Linked DNA regions of Homo sapiens: region 1 is linked to region 2. The links are chromatin loops, found by intact Hi-C in ENCODE. Cell type or tissue: B cell. All regions are shown on one strand. Each heading gives the region's core, and the rest is flanking DNA. Links, peaks and the distances in the headings are about the cores only.

Region 1 (9,017 bases), core at 796-8,795, 130 kb after region 2:
CTCAGCTCTGGGCTGGCAGCAGTACCCAAGGATATGGTTGGACTTAAGGGCATTGCTGCAGGTGGCTCTGGCTGTTGTCTCAGTCAGCAGTGATCAAGTTGTAAGAAACAGAACACCCCTTCCCCTGCCCCCCACCAAACTGGCTCCAATAGCTCCAAAAAAACAGAGAAGACTTTTTTTTTTTTTTTTTTTTTTTTGAGACAGGATCTCCCTTTGTCACCCAGGCTGGAGTGCAGTGGTATAATCATGGCTTACTGCAGCCTGGACCTCCTGGGCTCAAGCGATCCCCCTGCCTCGACTTCCGGAGTAGCTGGGACCACAGGCATGCACCACCAAGCCTGACTAATTTTTTAAAATTTTTTTGTAGAGATGGGGTTGAGACCTATGTTGCTCAGGCTGCTCTCAAACTCCTAGGCTCAAGTAGTCCCCATACCTCAGCCTCCCAAAGTGTTGGAATTACAGGCATGAGCCACCGCGCCCAGCCTGGAGAGGATTGTTGATGAGAAATTAGTTAATGCGTGCAATGTACCTTATTCAGGTGATGGGTGCCCTAAAAGCCCTGACTTGACCACTATGCAATCTATGCAGGTAACCAAAAAAAGAGGATTTTATTGGAAAGAAACCACCCAAAGACAAAGGTGTACCTGGGCCTCATGAGGAGCTAGAATCTGTAATCCTAAAGCAGTCTAGAATAGATTTCTAGGTTTCTTTGTCCTTGCTTTCTTTGTTTCTCACTGCTCCTGGTAAACATGACTTCGTTAGCTCCTTGCAGTTTGCCTATCTGGCAAATTCCCTGCATTTCAGATCATAGTCCTGGGAAAGAGAATCTGGTTGGTTCAGCTTGGGTCAGGTGTTTATTCCTGGCCCAATCAGCTGGCAATTGGTTGCTACTAACTCACTAGGAACCTTTTAAAAGGGGTTGTATCTACAGGGAGGGAATAATTGGTGCTCATGCCAGGTGAGAGGCACCATCTTGAGTCCAAGGAGACTAACTGGATTCAAGCAGGACATAGTTATAGGCTAGTGGTACAAACATGGCATCATTGCCTCCCAGGGGAGGAAACTGGTGAGAGCTTGGCAGGTGTTAGTGCTTTAGCCAACTAAAGCCATCCAAGGATCTTGAGTACAGGAAATGAATCAGAAATGCAACCCAGGCAAATAGAGCTGGGGCAGGTGGGAATAGACACAGCCTTATGCTCTCTGTTTTCTTGATGGTGGCCTTTGCATATTCATTCAATAATCAAAGATCTGTGGAATTCCGAGGAAGAATAGAGGTAGTTCTAGCCTTTGAAAACTTTGGCCTCTATGTGGAGGGACAAGGCTTAGAAAGCTGAAAACAAACAAACAAAAAAGCTAGAGGAGCATCAATTGCTTGATTCTAACAGTGATTGCAAGGCTATAAAATACAGAGGAAGGGAAAGTTGTGTGTGAACACATGTCATTGAGTGCACACTTACTTGGGTAAGGCTTTTTGAGTTTGCATGGACTTGACATGCGTCATCTGATGTATCTTGGCAACACCCCTATGAAGAACAAGCTGTCATTACCCCCTTTTGGGAAGGTAGAGACTCTAAGTAACTGACCCAAAGTCTCAGAGCAAGTATCCAGTATAACTGTGACTAGAACCCAGGACTAGCTGATACCAGAACCAGGGCTCTTAACCACAGCACTACACAGCCTCTCTGGAGAGAAACAGATGGTTCTGAGCAATAAAGGGATCAGCTTCCAGACGGGATGAATCCACAGACCAGCTTGGAAAATCATTAAAGATCATTAAATAGACAAATTCTTGCAGCAACTTCCCTTGGAGCATGGTACATAGAGCTGCCCACGTGGTCGGTTTTCTCTGTTCATGGTATCTGATTAAAAGTGGCAAGTGTCCCCCTGGCAGTCACACAGGCATCATGTTACACTCCACTTTCAGCTGTCTTAGGGGAAGATTGTCTCTTTGAATTCCCTTGCTTCCTCTGGAGACCTCCAGGTGAATTCTGCACCTCCCACCTAGTCATCATTTTAAATCAGACTATCCTCATACTCATGTTCCAAATTTGGGAAATTCTAGCCAACCATTTTGCATAATGTAGTGACAGACAGACATTTAGTTTTATTTATTTACTGATTATGAGAGATTAAGGAGAAAGGGAATTTTAAATTACCTGAAGGCACTTGAAGCTTAGAGGGCAGCGGTAATAGTGTAATGAAGAATCACAATAACAATGACAATTTTGAAGAAGCCCTTTAAAGTCAAGCAGACTAGCCAGTTTGAAGAGAAAGATGGTGAGTTTGCCTTTCCGAGCTTTTAATTGGAGTTGACGGTGGAACACCCACGTAGAAACGTCCTGTAGCCAGCTGGAGCTGACTGGAGCTCAGGAGAGAGGGAGAGGATAGAAATATAAGTCAAGACTCATCAGCCCAGCGAGATGAGAGTTGAAATTCTGAGCTGTGACAAGTTCTTCTTGGAAAATTGAGTAAGTAGGAGAGAGCCAATCTGGACTTCAAGTCGATACGCAAGAAATACTTTTTTTGATTTTCATATATTAGAGTCCAACAAATAAGCCCTAATCAAAAAACACTGAGTGTGGTGATAAGGAAGATTTTGCAATAATTTCGTAGGAGGAATGGGGAACAAAGGCAAATTTAAGGGTGCTATGGAGGGGAATAATATGTAAGAATTAGAGGCAGTACGTGAGGTCCATTTAGTTAGCCGAAGCCCCCATAGTTCACTCTTTATGCCTCTCATGCACTTTCTTTTATCGCATTCTATTTTATTTATTTATTTACTTTTATTTGAAACAGGGTCTCACTCTGTCACCCAGGCTGGAGTGCAATGGTGCAATCACTGCTCATTGCAGCCTTGACCTCCTGGGCACAAGCCGTCCTCTCACCTGAGCCTCCTGAGTAGCTGAGACTACAGGTGTGCGCCACCATGCCTGGCTAATTTTTTTATTTTTTGTAGAGCCAGGGTCTTGCCATGTTGCCCAGGCTGACCTGGAACTTCTGGGCTCAAAAGCAATCCTTCCACCTCAGCCTCTCAAAGTGCTGGGATTGCAGGCATGAGCCCCTGTGCCCAGCCACATTCTATTTTAGATTAGGGTTTGAATTAGTTGTATACTTGTTTTAACCAAGATTCTGAATTCCCTGAGGGCAAGCCTGAACCTTATTCATCGTTTTCATCCTTTTAATGCCTGCCTAATGCCATGACTTGCAAAAATAAGCGCTCGATGAAAGTTCTAAAACTCACTTCTCTGCTCCAGATTGGCTCTGGATTGCCTCTGACAATATTTTCCAGATTTTGATGTTGCTTACTGTGGAGTGGGAGATGAACCTGGTGGTACATGAACACATTGCATTTATTTTTAAAATAAGTCATTTAAAGGATTGATGTACCAGAGCCAGACTGGATATTGCATAAAGATGATGGACTCCAGATATGCACTTCTTTTCTACAGAGAGGATGAATTTCCATTTATGACTTTAGTATGAAATTTAAAATTTTTAAAATAATTGTGTTTAAGTTTTTTTTAAGTGAGTTAATAAAAATACTTTTAAAATAAGTCAATTTTAGTAGAAAAGGCAGACAAACTTAGTAAAGATTTTTTTCTTTTCTTTCTTTCTTTTTTTTTTTTTTTTTTTTTTTGACACAGGGTCTCACTCTTCCCCAGGCTGGAGTGCAGTGGCATGATCTGGGTTCACTGCAACCTCCACATCCTGGGATCAAGCCATTCTTGTGCCTCAGCCTTCCGAATAGCTGACATTAGAGGTGTGTGTCACCATACCTGGCTAATTTTTGTATTTTTAGTAGAGATAGGGTTTCTCCATGTTGGCCAGGCTGGTCTCAAGCTCTTGGCCTTAAGTGATCTGTCCACCTTAACCTCCCAAAGGGCTTACAGGTGGGAGCCACTGCACCCGGTCCAGATATGTACTTGTTTTCTATAGAGGGGATGAATTTCCATTTATGACTTTGGTATGAAGTTAAAATATTTTAAAATAATTGTGTGTAAGTTTTTTTAACGGAGTTAATAAAAATATTTTTAAAAAATAAGTCAATTTTAGTAGAGGAGGCAGAGAAACTTGGTAAAGATCTTAAAGCTGGTTGGGAGACAAGTCACGTTTGGGTGGATGGTCTTAGGCAGTGCATCATAATCTGGTCTTACCCTACCTTTCCCCTTTTTTCTTTTATATGACTCCATGAATTTTACTCCCCCTCTCCAGCAATAATAGCCATCAAATCAGGAACGTAAGTGCTTAGTTGTATTTTCCACAATATACGTTAAAACAAATACAAAGCCATAAAGGTGAAACCATCATACATCCATGGACTACCTAAAATGATCTCCTACCCATTTTGGGAAACACGGCCGTTTGGAAATTTATCTGGCCCCTGTCCCTCGCCTGGGAATCCTTAACATCTGGCACTGTGGATTATCCACAGAAACATCTCTGGCAATAGAGTTGCTCCTGGCATAGAGTGGGCATCATTAAGTGTTTGTTCAGAAATAAAAGGACAGTGAGATGCCAACCGTAACATTTAATAGCTTAGGCACTGGTGTGTTGAAGCCACATGCTCAGTACAGTTCAAAGATGATAGATCTTAGGGTTTCCCTGCATATGGTTAGCGGTAGAAACATACCACAAAACACGACCTTACCTACAGTGGAGCGATCCCCTGATGTGGGGATTCCGACTAATGAGTCTGGGGGGCAAGCCGAGTTCTTCCAAGCAGAAAGCAAGCAAGTGAAATCTCTCTCTCACTTACTTCTCTCTCTGTGGCCAATGCCATCTGCTAGCTTTAAAAATAATTTTTAAAACAAGTGTTTTGGTTCTCTTCAACGTGCAGCAAAGACAGATGCTATTTTTAGGCTTGTTTTCTATTAAAAAAAAAAAAAAAGCCAAAGAACCAGGGGCTGGGTGTCGGCAGTTCTGGCTTACTGTCTGCATTTTGCCACCAACTTGTATGTGACCTTTTGGCAAATCTCCTATGCCTTGGACCCTGAGAATATAAGTGATCATTTCACCTCCTTTTCTCATTAGACATGTTGAGAGGGTGAAGCAGTATTGGTCTGAGAAATAAAAACCATTTTCTAAAAATTAGTCAGTGTGGGCAACATGGCAAAACCCTGTCTCTACAAAAAATACAAAAATTAGCCAAGTGTGGTTGTGTGAACCTGTAGTCCCAGCTACTGGAGAGGCTGAGACAGGAGGATTACTTGAGCCTGGGAGGTTGAGGCTGCAGTGAGCAGAGATCACGCCATTGTACTCCAGACTGGGCGACAGAGTGAGACCCTGCCACAGAAAAAAAAAAACAAAAAAATTGGTTAACTTGTGCTCTCCTGTAACCTGCCAGCTTCTGTCTTGATGTACCACTAAATCTCCATGTTCCTTCTCTCCCATCCTGGACTGGAAGCTCTTTGAGGGGAGGACACATCCACACATCCATACAATGTCTAGCTCAGAACCTTTCACACAAGATGTACCCACTGGAGGCAGCATCATGAGGGGTTGAGAGTGTAGAGTCTGGAACCCAATGCCTAAGGTTCAGACCCTGGCTTTGCAGCAGCTTATCAGCTGAGAGACCACTGGCAAGTTACTTACCCTTTCTGAGCTTCAACTTTCTCCTCTTTAGAAGGGAGAGAATGATTATACTTGTCACATTGAGTTTTGTAGAGGGACAAGTGAGACAAAATATGTAAAGCATTCAGCTCATCACGTGGTAAGTACCCAAGAAAGCTTAATTTCATTATTGTTGTTGTTATAATTATTAGGCACTCCCACATTTGATAAATGCACATATGACTGTTACATATAAGATAAAGTTCTATGTGCTGTATGGAAGATTTTTTTAAATGGTGAATTAAATGCTTGTTATATGGCCAGCATCATGTTAGACACTCTACACATGTGTCCTTGTTTAATATTCTGTGGGCAAGTGAAAAATGTCCCATCTACAGGTGAAGAGAAAGCCCAAAATTAGATTAAATAACTGCTCAGTGTTGCAGTTAGTAAGTAGTGCAACAAGACTTCAAATACTGTATTGACTTAAAAGGTGAAATCTTTGCTTCACTTTCCCACCACCTCTTCTCCCGGTTTTATAGCCCCTCACAATAGCTTTGCAACTTTTGACAGCAAGTCACCTTTTACGTTGTGACTCAGCCATAGCAACATATAAATATAACCAAAACATATATTCCACAAAAAGTACTTAGTGGTGTTCTGTGCAGCATGCACTGATAATTTCCATTTCATCATTTCATTATTTTTCTTTCTTCTTCTACTTTTTTTTTTTTTTTTTTTTTTTTTTTTTGAGACAGTTTCACTCTGTTGCCTGGGCTGGAGTGCAGTGGCACCACCATGGCTCACTATAGCCTTGAACTCCTGGGCTCAAGCGATCCTCTTGCCTCAGCCTCCCGAGTAGCTGGGACTACAGGTGCTCACCACCATGCCTGGCTATTTTTTTTTTTTTTTTTTTTTTGGTAGAGGCAGAGTCTTGCTATGTTCCCCAGGCTGTTCTCAAACTCCTAGCCTCAAGTGATTTTCCTGTCTCGGCCCTGCCAAAGTTCTGGGATTACAGGAGCCAGCCACCATGCCTGACCTCTTTTTTCTATTATTTTTTTTTAAGTTGATCATGACCCACCAAATTGATTCAATCATCAATTAAAGTGAGATACAACTTGAGTTTGGAAAACACTTGTCTGGCTTCAATACTCAGGCAGTATTGCCAGGACATCTCATTTTCATCACATTTACAGTTTGCAGCCCTGTGTATGTTTCATTCCAGCCCCTCAGTCAGTCTGTTAGAGATTATCGCATATGTTATCCTCATTTTATAAATGAAGATATCAAGGCTCAGGGATGTAAAATGGTCTTGCCAAGCCTCCCCAGTAGTCAGAAAACGTGGAGTCAGAGCTTTGATTCCAACCTTCTGACTGTATGAATGCTGCTTTGGAGACCCAGTAACTCCTGCTGCCTCGAGGATCACCCATTTATTCACTTAATTAATGTATATTGATGGCTCGCTTTGGTCAGGCATGGTGCTGGGCTGTTGGTACACAGCGGTAAACAAATTTTACATGGCTCCTGGATTTGTGGAACGTTCAGTCACATTTCGCATTAGTCCATTTCTTTCAGAGTGAGACCCCGAACCTTTGTGTTAGCCTACGTGACCTTACATGATGCGTCCCTCAGCACCACCCTGGGCTCATCTCCTACCCTGTCCCCCTTCTTCTTTCTTCTCCAAGCACATGAGGTGTGCTCTAGCCTCAGGGCCTTCGCACAGCCTGTTTCTCCGCCTGGTAAGCTCTCACTCTCAATACCTGCATAGCTGCTTTCGTCATCTCCTTCAAGTCTTTGCTGAAGGATCGCCTTCTAAATAAGATTATCCTGAATACTTTATTGAAACTGGAACTCCTTTCTCCCATCTCATCCAGCTGGTACTCCCAATCCTCCATACTTTGCTCTGTTTTTCCCCCGTGGCACTTTTTAATCTTTTAGCCTTCTATTTTTATTTTTATTTATTTATTTATTTTTTGAGACAGAGTCTCACTCTGTTGCCCAGGCTGGAGTGCAGTGGTGTGATCTTGGCTCACTGCAACCTCCACCTCCCAGGTTCAAGCAACTCTGCTGCACCAGCCTCTCGAGTAGCTGGGACTACAGGCGCACACCATCATGCCCAGCTAATTTTTGTATTTATATTTTAGTAGAGACAGGGTTTCACTATGTTAGCCAGGCTGGTCTCGAGCTCCTGACCTCAGGAGATCTGCCCGCCTCAGTCTCCCAAAGTGCTGGGATTACAGGCACGAGCCGCTGTGCCCGGCTATCTTTTAATATTCTATATAATTTGTTTATTATGTTTAGCATTTATTGCCTTTTCTGTGTCTACTTGCTAGAATGAAAGACAAAGGCCAGGAATTTTTGTTGGTTTTGTTCACTGCTCTATCCTCAGCACCCATCTATAACCTGGTACCTAGTAGGACTCTGTAAATTTGTTTTTACTTGAATAGATAGATGAAATAAATAACCATCAAGTTCAAAATATAATTAACAAATTATGATGTGGTCAGAGATTAAAAAAAGAAAAGAAAAGAAAAAAGCCCACAGGCTTTCATGAAAGAGTATAACGGCAGACCTAATTTAGATTGGGTGGGTTAGAGGAAGTGACTTTTTTAGGCTGAGAACATAAGAGGGACTTCAGTTCCCAAATTCGTTAGCGCAGACTCTGCCATTGCAAGCCAAAGGAACGTAGCGTAAAGGAGAGATTTCACCCAAGCAGAAGTCTCTAAGAAGAGATAAAGTGATTCATTCATTCATTTAGCAAACACCCTCTGATGGAAGGAGAGAAACGAGTCACATATTGGTGTTGCCCAAGGGCCAAAACACACATCTGACTTATTTAATTCCAGCAACATCACTGAGGTTCTACTATTATCTCCTCTTGACACACAAGGAAACCCAGGTGTTGAATAACTTCTCCAAATACATCCAGCTATTAAGAGACAGAGCTGGATTTCCAAATGAAGTATCTTTGGCACCAAAGCTTGTGCCCTTTCCCTCTCTGGGCACCTGCTATGTGCTAGTTGTGCTATCAGAAACAGGGCTTACACAGCCAACAAGGGCATAGCCCCTGACTTGAAGAAGTTCACAATATCCCTTGAAAGACATGCTGAAAAACTTCCCTGATTAGGACACAGATTTTTTTTTGTCCCCAGTTCTTTTACTTCTGGACATGCCTTCCTAGATTACTGTTTTTCAAACCTTGATAATTCATCTTTTTGTTTTTGATAGCCACTATGTTATCTATTGGTGAGTACCTCAAAATTCAGTGGCTTAAAACAATAAGCATTTATTATCTCAGTTTCTGTGGGGCAGGAATTTGGGAATGCTTTACCTAGTTGATCTGGCTCTGGGTCTCAAAGGAAGCTGCACTCAGATTGCCAGCTGGAATTTTAGTCATCTGAAGCCTTGTCTCGAGTGAAGGATCTGTTTCCAAGGTGATTCTCTCACAGGACTGGAGTTGGTGCTGG
Region 2 (9,474 bases), core at 704-8,703:
TAAAAGCTGAAAAATACTTATCCCTGTACAATATAATTCTTTTAAACTTGAGATTTCGTGAAGCCCAGTGAGATTTTAGAAAATGTGCAATCCATTGCATTATGTTTTCCTCCAAGTGGTCGCCTGCCTCCCAGTGTGATGCTTGGGGGCCCCAGGGGAAATCCCGCAGTTTCAGGTTCAAGGGAAGCCAGTTTTCCCCACTGATTGAGGTTCCCGATGCTGGTGAGACAAATATGAGACTCTGCTTCCCTCTGGTGTCATTCTGTGGGAAATACACTCGTTCCAAAGCATGACTGCGGGCAGCCAACATTTATGGGCCGCATGGGATGTGCAGTGCTCTAAACCTTACGTGTTATCTCTTTCCACCTTCACAACATTGTGAAATCTCTATTATTCTTGTTTGAGAGGGAGACTCCATCTGTTGCCCAGGCTGGAGTGTGGTGGCGCCATCTTAGCTCACTGGAACCTCCACCTCCCGGGTTCAAGCGATTCTCCTGCCTCAGCCTCCTGAGTAGCTGGGATTACAGGCGCCCACCACCACGCCTGGCTAATATTTGTATTTTTAGTAGAGACAGGGTTTCACCACGTTGGCCAGGCTGGTCTAGAACTCCTGACCTCAAGTGATCCGCCCATCTCGGCCTCCCAAAGTGCTGGGATTACAGGTGTGAGCCACTGCGCCCAACCTTCTATTATTCTTGTTTTATGAACAAAGAAGCCACGGCTCAGAGAAGTTATATTCCAAGAGCTCACACCATTTGCAATAATAATAAAACAATAGCTAAGATGTGTTTAGTTTTTAAAATGTGTTAATCATTGTGAAAAGCACTTACAGGCAGTATCTGATTTACATTGTTTCAACAACTCAAATGAGTTAAGTTATCATTCTACCCATCAGAAAACACATTTCCTCACCTAGGTCTGTTTGACTCAAAAGTACTATATAGTAGGTTACTTTTTTGTTTAGTTTAGTTTCGTTTCGTTTCTCTATGCCCTCCACCGTATTTATTCCTTTTGTGGTTTGGCTAGGGCACCTCCTATGGGCATTCCTTAGGGAGTCTTTGTTCTGATGTGGTACAGTACAATATTTCTTCAAGTTCAAGGTCAAAGTCTTCCCCCTTAATCATAGATATGCTGTGAACTTTGAGAACCTGGATCACAAGCCCCCGCTTCTCAGGACACACTGATAGGAGGTGTATCCATTTGCTGTGGCTGCCATAACAAAATACCACAAACTGGGTGGCTTAAGACAAGACGTTTAAAAAAAAAAAAAAAGAAACGAAAAGAAAAAGAAAAAAACAATAGGCCAGGCACAGTGGCTCATGCCTATAATCCCAGCGCTTTGGAAGACCGAGGTGGGTGGATCACTTGAACTCAGGAGTCAGCCTGGGCAACATGTCGAAACATCATCTCTACTAAAAATACAAAAAATTAGCCAAGTGTGGTGGTGCACGACTGTAATCCCAGCTACTTGGGAGGCTGAGGCAGGAGGATCACTTGAGCCTGGGAGGTGGAGGTTGCAGTGAGCTGAGATTGCACCACTGCACTCCAGCCTGGGTGACAGAGCAAGACTCCGTCTCATAAAACAAAAACAAGAAAAACAAACAAACAAAAAAGGCCAGGTGTGGTGGCTCACACCTGTAATCCCAGCACTTTGGGAGGCTAAGACAGGAGGATTGCTTGAGACTAGGCGTTCAAGACCAGCCTGGCCAACATAGTGAGACCCTGGCATATTGTAGGATTTCATTTCTTTGGGATGTTCAGAGCAGGCAAATGTATAAAGAAGTTTAATAGCACTTTGTGCTTTTCCAAATACTTTGATATCACACCATTCGGGAAAGGGCACGTTGTTGCCATCATGGAAGGGAAAACGAAGTCTCAGCAAGGCTGAACACCCTGACCAATGTCACATGCTGAGCAGGGGTGAGCACCTGGGCCTCTGGCCCCATGTCACAATGCCCTGCAATTGCCCATACACCATGCTGGGCACAGCCTGTACTCAGCATGGGCTTGTTGATTGATGGATGATAGAAGAGAGCCCTGATGCTGTGGCCGAGTTCTCTAAAAATAGAGCCAAGATGGGGATTTTGTTCCAGTGATTTATTGGGCTGCTCATGGGAAAAGAGAAGTGAAGGAACCATGCTTCCTTCCTCAGGCAGGGAAAAAGCTTGGCGAGAGTGTGGTCTCCGTGGAAGTCTTCTTCAGCCTGGTATCTGGTGGAATTTTGTACCAAACACTGTAGCACAGTCAGTCCCATCTTGAGGCAAGGGGGCTGTTCTGTCGTGTTCCAGGTCAGTCAGTGCTGTGGGATGACTTGTGTCTCCCCCAGATTTGTATCTTAAAGCCTCACCCCCAGTGTGGTGGTATTTGGAGCTATGGGACCTTTGGGTGGTAATTAGGGTTAGATGAGGTTGTGAGGGTGGGGCCCTCATAATGGGATTTGTGGATTTCTAAGAGGAAGAAGAAAGAGAGATCATTCTGTCTCCACCAAAGGAAGGATACAGCAAGAAGGTGGCCGTCTGCAAGCCAGGAAGTGAGTCCTTACCAGGAATTGAAGCTGCTGGTACCTCGATCTTGGACTTCCCAGCCCCCAGAACTGTGAAGAAATAAATGTCTTTTTTTCTTTTTTTCTTTTTATTTTGTTTTAGATGGAGTCTTGCTCTGTCACCCAGGCTGGAGTGCAGTGGCATGATCTCTGCTCACTGCAACCTCTGCCTCTCATGTTCAAGCGATTCTCCGGTCTCAGCCTCCCGAGTGGCTAGGATTACAGGCACGTGCCACCATGCCCAGCTGATTTTTTTTATTTTTAGTAGAGACGGAGTTTCACCATGTTAGCCAGGATGGTCTCAATCTCCTGACCTCAAGTGATCCGCCCGCCTTGGCCTCCCAAAGTGTTGGGATTACAGGCGTGAGCCACTGTGCCGGCCTAAATGTCTGTTGTTTAAGCCACCCAGTCCATGGTATTCTGTTATGACAGCCTGAGCTGGCTGATATAGTCAGTTACTGCTGTAGGCTGCTGGGGATGGAGGTGGGAAGGTAGAGTAACTTCCCAGGTGAGGAGGCTTCTGTGCAGTTGAGGACAGTTATCTGGACATAGGGGTAACTGTGAGCCATTAACAGCCATCATACACAGCACCCAGGGGATGGGTGCATTGGCCAGCATGGAGGGGAGCTGGGCAGGGTCCAACAGCATCTGGCACACTCAAGTTTCCCTTGGTCTCCTGACTGTCTTCCTGGTTTCATTGCTGGGACTCCAGCCCCCTCCTCCTTGGTCTTGGCAAGACAGATCAGAGAGGAGCGAGCACTAAAGGTTGTGCGGGGTCCTTCCCAGCAGTGCCAGGCCAGAAGTGGCCTTGTGGTGTTTGTGGAATGGCCCCACCTCATCCAGACCCAAGAAGCATGGTCAGTATTAGGATTTTCCACTGACCATCAGCCCAGGACACTGCCGTTTGCCCTGAGTGTCATATGTTCTTTGGAAATCTCAGCATCTCTAGAGGTCAAAGGTTTTCTAACTTGCCTGGCTACTGAAATTGAGCTCATATATCTGTTCTTAGTGTTTTGGCAGGTCAAGATGAGAATAAATCTGATCAGTTCTCCTCCTTTTAAAAACCCATCAATGGTTTCCCATTGTCTTTATAACAGACTAAATCTAACATGGCGATCTCATTCTTTATTCACTGTCTCCTCCCCCTTTCTTTTAATCCTTGGTCCTCTGCAGACTGCCACACACCATAAGACATCTGTGCGTTCTGTTTAGAATGTTTGCCATTGCCATCTTCTCTTTTTCTAGCAATTAACTCTTCCTCTCGATCTCGGTTCATTTTTACCATCTAATAAGCTTCCTCCAACTTCCCCCTTTCGTAGACACTCATGGTAACCTGAGCTTGGCCTTGTGAAAGGGGTGATTTTATGTTGGATTTGATTAATGTCTGCATCTCATCACAAGGCATTAGCTCCATGAGGGCGGGACTGTGTCTTGCCACTCTACTCCCAGCACCTAGCAAGGTGGGCATCACTAAATATTTATGGGCTCAATGGCTGTATGTATGAATGAGAAACCCCTGGAGGATCCTGATAGATAGATATAAGGCTTTCACTGATGGTCCCCAGATCAGTGCCTCCTAAAGTCAGGAAATGAAGGTCAACGGATTGTCCAATTTATACCATTATTCTCATGGGAGGTAGAACATGCAGAAAATCTTAAGTACCAGGTCCAACGTCAACAGCAAATGTTACTGGGACTGAGACCCGCTTGTTGGAGTCATGACCACCCTTGTTCCCTGGACAATGTAGAAAAGACATGGAGCAGTGGGATTTGTAGTATCCCAGGAAACCGTATTGACATCATGATGCCCATAGGTGTCATGAGATCAGGCAATACAATGTCCAGATCAGAGTTGTAAAATGCTCCCAAGGTTTGTGAAGCCTGCGTGTTCATACATGCAACAATAATTTTTTTTGTGTGTGTGTGACAGAGTCTTGCTGTCACCCAGGCTGGAGTGCAGTGGTGCAATCTCAGCTCACTGCAACCTCCCCCTCCCAGGTTCAAGCCATTCTCCTGCCTCAGCCTCCCGAGTAGCTGCGACTACAGGCGCATGCCACCATGGCCGGCTAATTTTTTTTTGTATTTTTGGTAGAGATGGAGTTTCACTGTGTTAGCCAGGATGGTCTCGATCTCCTGACCTCATGATTTGCCCACCTCAGCCTCCCAAAGGGCTGGGATTACAGGCGTGAGCCACCGCACCCAGCTAACAATATCTTATTCAATGCTTTTTCAATTCAGTATCTACCTATCAACATAACAACTGACATCTATTATTTATACTCCCATCTACATTACAGCCACCTCCAAATGCTTAGCCATGTCCATCCTCATATCTATCTCCCAAAAGTTGGGAGTGTTCTTAAAGAAAGCAGAAAGAACCTTTTTTTTTTTAAATGTTTCTCTTTGGAACTCCCATTCTATATTCTTACCATTATATTGTGTTATACAGAAACTTTTTAGACTGAAACATCTCCCTGACAGCCTTAGGTACTCCCAATATTGTGATATTTAAATCCTTCTTAAGATCTGACATCCACACATCAAAAGAAAAAGAGTACCAAAGAGGCTGAGTGTGGTGGCTCACGTCGGTAATCCCAGCATTTTGGGAGGCTGAGGCGGCTGTATCACCTACAGTCAGGAGTTCAAGACCAACGTGACAAAACCCTGTCTCTACTAAAAATACAAAAATTAGCCAGGTGTGGTGGTGGATGCCTGTAATCCCAGCTACTCAGGAGGCTGAGACAGGAGAATCGCTTGGACCCAGGAGGCAGAGGTTGCAGTGAGCTGAGATTGCATCACAGCACTCCAGCCTGGGTAACAGAGTGAGACTCCATCTTGGAAAAAAAAAAAAAAAAGAATTGGGAAGAAAAAGGGCAATGTAAACAAGAAAAAAAAATCCAGATAGCTTAATATTTATTTTTGTTTAACTTTTATTTGAACTTTGGTGGGGGGGTACGTGTGCAGGTTTGTTATATAGGTAAACTTGTGTCATGGGGGTTTGTGTAATATTGCCCAGCCATGCGTCAATTGCAGACAGAAAATTATTATAAACTAGGCCGCGAGGGCCCACTAGGGGGCAGTCTCTGCCTTCAAAGCCATTCCTCCTCGGAGGCTCTCTCAGGAGATGCCCCAATTTGTGAAACCACAGTACTGTCATTGCTCATAATGGAAGGTGCAGCAGAGACCAGCTACGCTCACTGAGGTCCAGAGAAAGGTTACTTCTTCAGGTCACACACAGATAGGGCCCAGTTCTGGTAGATCTCCCTTCCCTTTTACATTATTGGTTTGTAATTTTTTCCCAAGTCTTTATTTTGAACTAAGTTGAAAGAATTTTACAGCAAACACTCATTTATCCACCACCTATATTCTGTCGTTAACGTTTCCACACTTGCTTAATCACATTTCCAACTATCTCGCTCTCCATCCATCAATCTGTCTTATTTTTGACACATTTCAAAGTAAACTGCAGACACCAATTCGATTTCCCCCAAACACTTCAGCATGCCCAACATCAATAGAATTCAAAATTTACTTGTAGGGTTTCTTTTTTTTTTTTAACTTTTGAGGTGAAATGTACATACAATGATACATACAAAATTTTTTTTTTTTTTGAGACAGTCTCACTTTGTCACCCAAGCTGGAGTGTAGTGGCGTAATCACGGCTTACTGCAGCCTCGACCTCCCAGGCTCAATTGATTCTCCCACCTCAGCCTACAAAGTAGCTGGGACTACAGGCATGAGCCACCACACTCAGCTAATTTTTGTAGTTTTGTAGAGATGGGGTTTTGCCATGTTGCCTAGGCTGGTCTTGAACTCCATGGTTCAAGCAATCCTCCCACTTTGGCCTCCCAAAGCGCTGGGATTATAGATGTGAGCCACTGTGCCCGGTGATGTCTTAAGTGTACAATGGCTGAGTTTTGACAAATGCATATGACTGTCATTCTAACCCTTATCAAATTAATTCTCTTTTTTGATGTCACAGCTGCTGTTGAGGATCCAAGGGAAGGTATGAACCAGAGAAATGCCTTTATGTCCCCACACACTGCACTCATACTCATGAGCTCTGGCTATTGGGATGTCTATTATACCTAAAATCCCTTAGATGACATGAAACTTAATAGTTGTTCAATTTTTTTTGTTTGTTTTTTGAGGAGTTATAATGCAGTAAAGTAGAAACTTTGAAAATTGGAAATTCTTGTTTACAATTTTTTGTTATGTATTCATTGAAGAGCAAAATGCCTTTAAAAACTCAATACACCTGCTTTATTTTGCTTTTTTTTTAGTATTGTTGTAATGAAGAAGTTCAGTTAAATCATATCTGTCTATGGAACATCTATCATCTTTCTCAGTGTATTACTGATAGTTGTCTGCACACCCCATGAGGCCAGGGGAAGGGTCTCTTGCCCATCCTTCCTTCAAAGCCTATCAGCTTGTTAGGTTGAGGTGAGTGTCTCAGGCACTGAAGTTTTGGGATACTGGACCTAAGGAGATGTAGGGAAGCTGACGTCTTGCTATTCAGTGTTCCTTCTCTTCTTCCCTGGTCATTTAAGTCTCATGAGAATTATCAAGGCCAGGCCAGCGTCTGAGGCCTTCAGGATGTGCTGGGCGCGGTCATTGCTCCCAAATGTCTAGGGAATTGCATTGAAGTGGGCACTGCTGGGACCTGCAGGGCTGTGACTTGTGACTGCCTTTGGGGACAGTGGTCCAGCAATGTCTATTAAAATATGTATACATATGAACATTTTGACTCTCACGTTTTCCTTTAGGGAATCTATTCTCTTAAAATGAAACACCAGCGTGCAAAGAAATAAAATCTAGAACAAGCATGTTTATTGATGTTTTCTTTGAGATGCAAAGAAAACATCAGCCTAATGAAGGGGTACCCATTTTATGTGATACTAGGTAGTTGTTGAAAGCATTGAATTAGGCCAGGCGCGGTGGCTCACACCTGTAATCCCAGCACTTTGGGAGGCTGAGGAGGGTGGATCACTTGAGGCCAGGAGTTCCAAACCAGTCTGGCCAACATGGTGAAACCCCGTCTCTACTAAAAAAAATCCAAAAAATTAGCTGGGTATGGTGGTGCATGCCTGTAATCCCACCTGCTCTGGAGGGTGAGACACGAGAATCACTTGAACCCTGCAGGTGGAGTTTGCAGTGAACAGAGATCAGGTCATTCATGCACTACAGCCTGGGTGATAGAGTAAGACTCTGTCTCAAAAAAAAGAAAAGAAAAGACTGAATTAAAATGAGAAAATGAGTATAATTTTTGACATGGGAACTGGTTACACAGGTGAATTTCCTTTGTGAGAATTCAAGCTGTAAGATTATGATTTATACACTTTTCTATAGGTATATTATACTTCCTATACTTTTATTATTTAAAAGTTTGTGATAAAAATTCTAAATAACTAAAAACAAAACACCAATGGGTTAGAGCTACAGATATTGGTGTAAAGCAGAGGTTGCCAAACTGGCCTGCTGCCTGTTTTTATAAATAAAGTTTTATTGGAACACAGCCACATCCATTCATTTATATATTATCTATGGCTGCTCTTGTGATACAATGGCAGAGTTCACTGCGTAGTTGTGACAAAGCTTGTACAATCTGCAAAATGTAAAATATTTGTTCTCTGGCCTTTACTGAAAACATTTGGCAGTCCTTGAACTAGAGGAACATCTATGGTTAAGTGAAAGGGTTAGGTTGCGTAAAAATATATTTAGTATGATCTCATTTTGAAGAAATAAGCAACAGCAACAGACACCTCCTATGTGTGAAGTTTTGTCTGTATATTTTATAACCTGTGTGTGAAGAAAGGTGTGGAAGGATACCAACCAGGTTGTAAACACTGGGATCGCAGCAGGATTGGGAGTGAAGAGGCTGTGGCGGTGAGGGGGATTGTGTTGTGTCTCTGTAGTTTTCATTACGTTTCACAGGTTGATTGCAATACATATCATTTCCGCAATTTTTGAAAAATAAAAACAGAAAAATCTCCAAATAGGAAAAATGAACAGAAATAAATTGTCTCAACAACAATAGCAGAAAAAAAAAATGAATGGATAATGCCCCAAATGATGGGGTGTTGGTTGCTTGAGGAGGGTTGTTGGGTGGTTCTCAGCTTGAGCAGAGCTGGGCCCAGGCCCTGTCTGGGTATTTTTGAGTTTTTATTGTCACTAGCTTCCATCTTGTGTAGCATCTGCCTTGTGAGCTGGGCCTGTTCTCCGAGTTTCATGGTGTTTGATGTTTTTTGCCTTCTTTCAGCAAGGTCGCTGGCATCATCCTTGCTGAGTCGCATATGTTCTGGGAACCACCTCCTCTTCTCTGTGCCTCTCGCCTGGCAGGTCTACGCTAAACTGCCCCCTGCCCTCCCAGGCCCACCCCACCTCCAAGTCTGAGTTCTTTGACTTAAACTTCAATCCTGTTTCCCATGGGCTGTGGCTTCCCAACCCTCAGTTTCAGTTGAAGCTAATTTTTTTTTCCAGAAATCACTGTGGGCCCTGGCTGCTCTGGGTGTGGTCTGGGGACCAGCTGCATCCCATCGGCATTACCTGGGAGCTCGTTAGCAATTCGGGATCTCAGCTTCCCCTCCAGGCCTGCTGAATCAGAATCTGCAATTTAACAACATCCCCTGGGGATGCACTGTAACATTCGAGCAGCCCTGCTGCAGAGGATCGCAGTGAGACGGGAAGAATGTGTCTTTTCCACTAGATGGCAGGCCTTACCTGCGCTTGGCTCCTGCGCAGACCACCACAGGTGGATGTGCCAGGGGTGATGTGAACCTCCAGCCCCGCGTTGGCCATGGCATCTTACCAGTCATGAAGCTCGGGTGTCAGTCCCGCCAGGGCTGGAATCCTCTTTCATTGGTGACCTGCACCTACCTGCATGTCCTGGCCTGGTGCAGCATGAGCTTCTGGCTTGAGCCATTTGTGTAAAG

The links. A loop is a pair of places that touch in the nucleus more often than their neighbours do. Peaks named below come from ENCODE experiments on the same cell type or tissue, not always from the same donor. Only the 100,000 strongest peaks of a DNase experiment are listed, where the experiment ranks them.
Region 1: it touches region 2 in a loop (4-fold over the local background); 2 of 110 quality-filtered maps call a loop at or near these places.

What each region holds. Positions count from the first base shown.
Region 1 is chr16:24,162,270-24,171,286 of GRCh38, forward strand. All of the region lies in intron 10 of PRKCB (protein kinase C beta), which reads left to right. Among named protein-coding and RNA genes, the nearest start is that of MIR1273H, 36 kb to the right of the region's middle. In B cell, for the core only: no CTCF peak of the experiment used is centred there; no DNase peak of the experiment used is centred there; H3K27ac peaks cover 593 bases.
Region 2 is chr16:24,036,605-24,046,078 of GRCh38, forward strand. All of the region lies in intron 5 of PRKCB (protein kinase C beta), which reads left to right. Among named protein-coding and RNA genes, the nearest start is that of MIR1273H, 160 kb to the right of the region's middle. In B cell, for the core only: CTCF peaks have their summits at 5,600 (motif pointing right) and 5,799; a DNase peak (open chromatin) is centred at 5,627; H3K27ac peaks cover 1,406 bases.